Linked DNA regions of Homo sapiens: region 1 is linked to region 2. A link is a contact called in ENCODE Hi-C data. All regions are on one chromosome and are shown on one strand. Each heading gives the region's core, a stretch centred on a gene start or an enhancer-like site at or near the end of the contact. The rest is flanking DNA. Distances are from core to core; before and after follow the strand shown.

The links. A loop is a pair of places that touch in the nucleus more often than their neighbours do. Pooled maps may share reads with other maps.
Region 1: a loop to region 2 is called in a pooled map, with 8 times the contacts of the local background. The contact joins the promoter of MZB1 here to the promoter of FAM53C in region 2. A Hi-C loop is called at or near these places in 3 of 37 single-sample maps with no recorded cell type and 5 of 50 pooled maps.

The regions. Positions count from the first base shown.
Region 1 is chr5:139,388,624-139,391,601 of GRCh38, forward strand. MZB1 (marginal zone B and B1 cell specific protein) reads right to left here and starts at 1,290. Exons shown (of 4, transcript NM_016459.4): 1 at 1,057-1,290. The coding sequence starts at 1,233. It overlaps PROB1 (proline rich basic protein 1), which reads right to left. Exons shown (of 1, transcript NM_001161546.2): 1 at 1,969-2,978. RefSeq lists enhancers at 1-522, 523-1,070, 1,047-1,456 and a silencer at 2,427-2,476.
Region 2 is chr5:138,336,848-138,339,741 of GRCh38, forward strand. It overlaps FAM53C (family with sequence similarity 53 member C), which reads left to right and starts at 1,419. Exons shown (of 5, transcript NM_016605.3): 1 at 1,419-1,460. It overlaps LOC100128966 (a long non-coding RNA gene), which reads left to right. Exons shown (of 4, transcript NR_146628.1): 4 at 27-299. It also overlaps a transcript of CDC25C not described here. RefSeq lists enhancers at 569-648, 819-1,298 and silencers at 1,379-1,728, 1,779-1,868.

The sequences.
Region 1 (2,978 bases), core at 40-2,539, 1.1 Mb after region 2:
TGCTGCTCAGTTAGGGGGAGGTGGGGAGGATAGGAGCAGAGTCTCTGGGGAAAATAAAGTGGCAAGAGAGCCGTTTGAGCAGGAAGCACCTGTGAGGCTGTTGCATGGCCCCTCCCCCAGCCCCCAAAGCTCTCTGGGATGGGGATGGGGGATGGGAAAGAAATGCTGAAGTGGTAGGTGAGGCCTGGGCACTGGGGTCCCTCGTCCAGGGCACACCTGCCCAGTGGCAAGTGTCATTTTATTTTTATTTATTTATTTATTTAGAGAGAGTCTCACGCCGTTCGTCGCCCAGGCTGGAGTGCAGTGGTACGATCTCAGCTCACTGCAGCCTCCACCTCCCAGGTTCAAGTGATTCTTCTCCCTCAGCCTCCCAGGTAGCTGGGACTACAGGTATGTGCCACCACACCCGGCTAAAATTTTGTATTTTCAGTAGTGACGGGGTTTCACCATGTTGGCCAGGCTGGTCTCGAACTCCTGAGTTCAGGCGATCGGCCCCGCTCAGCCTCCCAAAGTGCTGGGATTACAGGCGTGAGCCACCGCGCCCGGCCGGCACGTGCCATTTTAAACCACAAGAGCAAGGTAAGAAAAACTGGAGCCCAATATTCAATCACACAAGTACTCCCAGGCCCCCACCTCACAGAGACACTGGCACGCAGGCATGCTCAGCAGGTGTGTGTGTGAAGCCAGACACACGCATACTCACGTGCAGGCGCTCACACGTGTGCACTTGCACCATGTACACATAGCCAAAGCCGCCCCGTCAGGGTTGGGGAGGGAGTCCGGACTCAAGGATGGGCCTGGAAAGGGAGAAGTCTAAGGACAAGTGAGTGATTCCCTGGGGTCTCAAAATACTGAGGAGGTCTCCCAGATTGTCTGCTGTTAGGCAGGCAGATGGGTAAACTGAGGCATGGAATATATGAAAGGCTGCATCTGTGGCTTGATGCCCAGTGGTAGGGATTGGGGATCAAAGGCCGGTGGTGGAATGTGAGGTGGGTGGAGGGGTCTGGCTTGAGAAGGGGTGTGAGCAGGGCAGGGTGACAGTGGTGAAGGACTCACCTGGTAAGCCACAGCTCTGCAGGCATCACAGCGCAGGTGAGCGGGCATGTGGGCTGAGTACATCTCCTCATCATCCAGTTGTGGGGCTGTGGCTGTGAGTGGCGCCCTGTCCCCGAGGCCCCCTGGGATGGCCCAGGCTCCCAGCAGCAGCAGCAGCAGTGGCAGTGACAGCCTCATGGCCCCAGGAGCCAGTTCAGCAAGTGTAGTCTGTGGTTGAGGTGCAGATGTGTGTGTGCTTGTGTGGTGTGGGGACCGCCACAGAACACCTGGCCTAGACCAATGGGGAACTGACACCTCACCCCTCCCATCCTCCTCCCACTCCCTCCTCCAGGGCCCCGAAGATGCCACGTGGGCATTGTCCTCTAGCTGGACCCTGGCTCCAGCCATCTCAGCTCCATTTCACAGATAGGGAGCACTGAGGCAAGGAGAGGGGCTGGGCCTAGGCAGGAACACATAGGGGCCGATACTGCCCACATCCTGTGATCTGGCCAAGTGGCAGGCACTGTGCTGAGTGCCTTGTGGGAAGAGTTGGTTGGCTGCCGTCATCTTTTTTTGTTTCATTGACCTTTCTGAGAAATGAGACTGTCATGTTTATTCTGCCTCTTCCGACACAAAGGCTCAGAGAGAGGTGACAAATCCAAGGCCACATAGCTAGAGGGGCCATGCTGAGAAACCCAAGCCTGATTGACCCCAAGGCTCCCTGGCCACTCAACCACCAGAAGGAATGAGGTGTGGCTGCCAGCCTCCTGGGAGGCAAGTTCAGGGAGACAGGGATGCTACAGTGTTTCCAAGACACACATGGTCTCCTTCCCTAGCCCTGAGGTCCCCTCCACCCAGGCCATACCCAGGCGTGGAAGGGCACTGTGGAGGGTGTTGAGAGGCTGTGGCAGGAAATCAGGCACCTCACACCAGTTATTTCAGCCATGATGGCTCCATGGTCAGTGATTTATTACACACCAGGATGAGGTAAAGACACCTGGGGTGGCCCCAGGGCCCTCCATGCCATCGGAGCTGGCATCTCCAGCTAGAAAATGGCCAGTTGTTCTGATTCGTAGCTCTCCTAGTCAGCTTCCAGTCCAGGGCAGAGGGCAGGGACTGCTAGGGACCTGGGCCCCCTGACAGGCCTGGAACAACGAAGGCATCCATCCCCATCCCTGCCACTGCTTCTCATGGAAACTGTCCTTCCCAAACTCATCACATCACACACCAGGCTGGCAAGGGCCAGCCATTTCCGGTTCAGAACTATATACAGACCCCCACGCACACCACCTCCCACCTCATGCAGACCCCCCTCATCTCCCTCAGAGGCTCCTGGAATCTCAGGGCAACTGAAGTGCAGGCTCTGGGCCCTGTCCCTTGCTGTGACTGGTCTGTAGGGCCAGCCCCTCTCTGGCCATTGTTGCCACATCTGTTACTGGGGAGTGGAACCTGCCAAGAGCTTCAGATCCCTCTGGATACTCCACCAGGGGTATCGCTTCTACTGCTGGCCCTAACCCACCTTCTGGCCACACAGAGGGGTCAAGAGGCTCCTGTGGGACAAGAGCCCAACCCTCCCTCTTCTCAGAGCTTCCTGATGACCATTTCACCTACTCCCGATGTAGGGGGTGGGGGACTGAAGCCCCACCCCTGGCCCAAAAATGAGTCAGCTCAGCTCTGAGGGCCAGGCTCCCCATCTTCCCACCCCAAGTTCCAGGCTAACCCCCAACCCAGGCCCTCCCTGTATTCCTTGCTTTGCCTCCACCTGCTGTCCCCCGCCTTAGCTCTTTCTCGGAGCCAGCCTGGCCTGGGCTGTACTGGCCACTTTCCCCCCAGTAACCTCCAGGGCCAAAGCTCAGCTCCTCTTCCTAAGAGCAGACTCGACAGCCAGAGTCCTTCCTGCCACCTCACCAGGGGCACTGGCCAGCCTCACCTCAGCTGGGCCC
Region 2 (2,894 bases), core at 169-2,668:
CTCATTTTTCCTCTACTCTTTTTCAGTTTGTAGACTTGGTGGCTCCTGCCTCCTCCCCTCCCTGGCTCAGTGAGGACGACCCCCGCCACTGGCTCTACTTTCCAGCTGATCACAGCTATTTACCTGTCCCAGTCTTGAGTAAGGCACAAAATATTTACAGAAAACAGATGTCTTTCAGAGGACTTGCTGCTAAGTGTAATAGTGAAGATTACTTGCATTACTGCTACTTTCCAATCAATTAAAAAAAAGAAATAGAAAACTTTGTATTACAAAGAGATCACAACACGAACGCATTGTTTAAAGCCTCTCCTTTATCCACTTTTTTGCTTGTCTCCCTAAACCATCTGTGATGCTAGCTGAGACTCGAATTTACATAAGAGCCAGAAACCATCAACCCAACCTCTTCACACACTAACGTCTACATTCAATCTCTTTAAAAAAGACTTAAATTTTGGCTCATGTGGGAGGTGGTGGTAGTGGTGGAGACTTAATAAAAGGTGGTTTTGTCTTCCTGAAGTGGAAATATAGCGCCGTCAACATCTTTTCCCCATCTGCCTGTTTCCTCCTTCCCTTTCTGTTTAAGGAAAGTCTAACCACCGCACTTCTCCCCACCTCCCCGCACCTCCCCCCAGGCAAACGCAAGCAACTGAACCGCCTATGATGTCATAATCACAATCCCATTACCTCATCCTGCTGGGGGGGAGGGGGCGGAGAGAGAAGAGAGGGAGTGAACAGCCCTGGGCTATCCTGAGCTTTACAAAGTGTTCTGGGTGAGGGCAAATTACAGAACCAAGTGGAAACGTCCCCGCAACCATTATAAGTCCTGGGTTTTTAAGGTTCAGGCCGATCCGGCAGCTGCAAGAGGGGCTCCTGGGACTCCGAGCAGGCCCTAATCCGCGCTTGGACCACACTTCCCAGCAGCCTTCACGCCGCGGACGGGTCCTTTGCTGGGGGAAGGGGGATTCCTTCGAAGAGGTGGTCGTGGAGGGCGGGGCAGCAGAGCAGGTGAGGGGCACTGTGGCTAATTGCGTGACGCGGCCCGAACCGAGTGGGAGGCTGCAGTTGGGCCGTTGGAGGGAGGGAGGGCAGGGGCGATGCCTTTGTTTACCTTCTTCCGACATGGCCTCCCCCGCGGGTTTCAAGATGTGCCTCCAACTGGGGCCGTCCACTTTCTGCGATATTTTGGAGGGGGTGACTCGTTAGTGAGGAAACCACCCCCATCCCTAAATCAAAGCGCCAGGCTCGTTCCCAACAGCGCTGTCCGAGAGACACTTTGAGAGAGACACGACACGGAGCTGCGCCCTCCATGGGTGGCTTGGGGGGATTCTGCGAGCCGGAGCTGTCCCCCTACTCTCCTCAGGGACTCGTTGGTTCGCGCCAGCGCCTTTTAAGGGCACCGTGGGGCGAACCGAGCGCTCAGAGCTGCTCCGGCCGCGGCCCTGGGAGCTGGAGGAACCGCGGTAGGTGGTGGAGGGCAGGTGGCGCTGGGGCCTCGGGGCGGGCACCTCAACCGTCCCTCCCTCCTTCCCTCTTTCCCCTCCCCCAGCCCGACCGCCCGCGCGGCCGGGCCTCGCTGGCCGCCTCTGCGGGGAGAGCACGGGACCCGGTGGGGGAGGGGGTGGCGGAGTGCTAAGTCCCAGACCCTCCCCATCCCCTGCGTCCTGAGTTCGCTTCCCGCGGCCAGATGATGGAACCTAGTGGGAAGAGGCGAACGACAGCCCCCCTGAGCGAGCCCTGGCGCACCCCCCCCCCCGCCCCGGGGACCAGCGGACGCCCCATGCCCCACCCCGCGGGGACAGGCAGGGCAACAGAGGGAGAGGTTGAAGATTGGAGGGGCCTAGCCTTTTGCTTCTTCATGGGGGTGGGGGGAGGGGTGTTCCCCACTTGTCACCCCTTTCCCCACCAGAACCATATGGAAGAAGAGCAGGCAGATCTCCACCTACCTGTTCATGCAGCTCCCTGCCTTCCTCATGTTTTTCTTCAGTCTCCCCAGGAGGTGTGGGGCTGGGACCTGAGGGGAAGGTCCCCAAAGGGTTTGTGACTCTCCTCCCTGTTGGCCTGACCTGATCCTACCTTGTCTTGGTACAGCACAACCTCAGCATCCCTGAAACAGGAGTGTCAGGGGTTACTGCCATCCAATAGGAGATGGGGTGGGGGTCTGATCTTTATTTTTGGGGGCTGCTGGTGGAGGGAAAGCCTGGACTGAGAGTTAGGTCTGGTGGGGTTGCTGAGAGGGCCTAGCGGCCTGCTGCTCTGTGAAGGGCTGAGCCCCGTGCCAGTTGTTAAACTGAGAAGTTTTAACTTGTTTAGTGAATATTCAGGGCTGTCTCTACCCTTCAGATACACAAAATGGAAGGGGAAGGAAGGCGGCAAGAGAGGGCTTCTTACACTTTTTTCAATGCCTGCTTGAGAAAGAGGAGGCCCCTCGCGGAGCTGGTTTGCCTTCTTTTGTGTCCTGGTTTGATTCCTTATGGCTTCCGTTCTGTTCCCCCTCGCAGCCTGGCCTGTTTTAGGAAACTCAGGCTGAGAGTATCAGTTGCGTGGTGGTAGTTGCATTGTTCCAATTACCACTGTGTGTGGCCACATCCCAACAATTAAAATGCAGAAAAACACAAATTCACTGTCTTGACTTGATCCTAGAGGTGGCTGGGAGTTTGCTGTTTGTCCAAATGCCTCATGAAAAGCTGGAGAGTTTGCTTCATTCCCTGCTCCTCATAGCTGGTTAGCCTGAGGCCTGGGGTCTCTAGGGTAAAATCCTGCACTTAGGTTCCCTCTCTGGTTGATCTTTGAGGGCAGCAGAGTTAAGAAACCAAGAGCAGAAGTGATATAAGCTTTAGCTTCTCCCGTAAGAATATAGGGGAAGCAGCTGAAGAGAGCTCCCCGGAAGCTAGAAT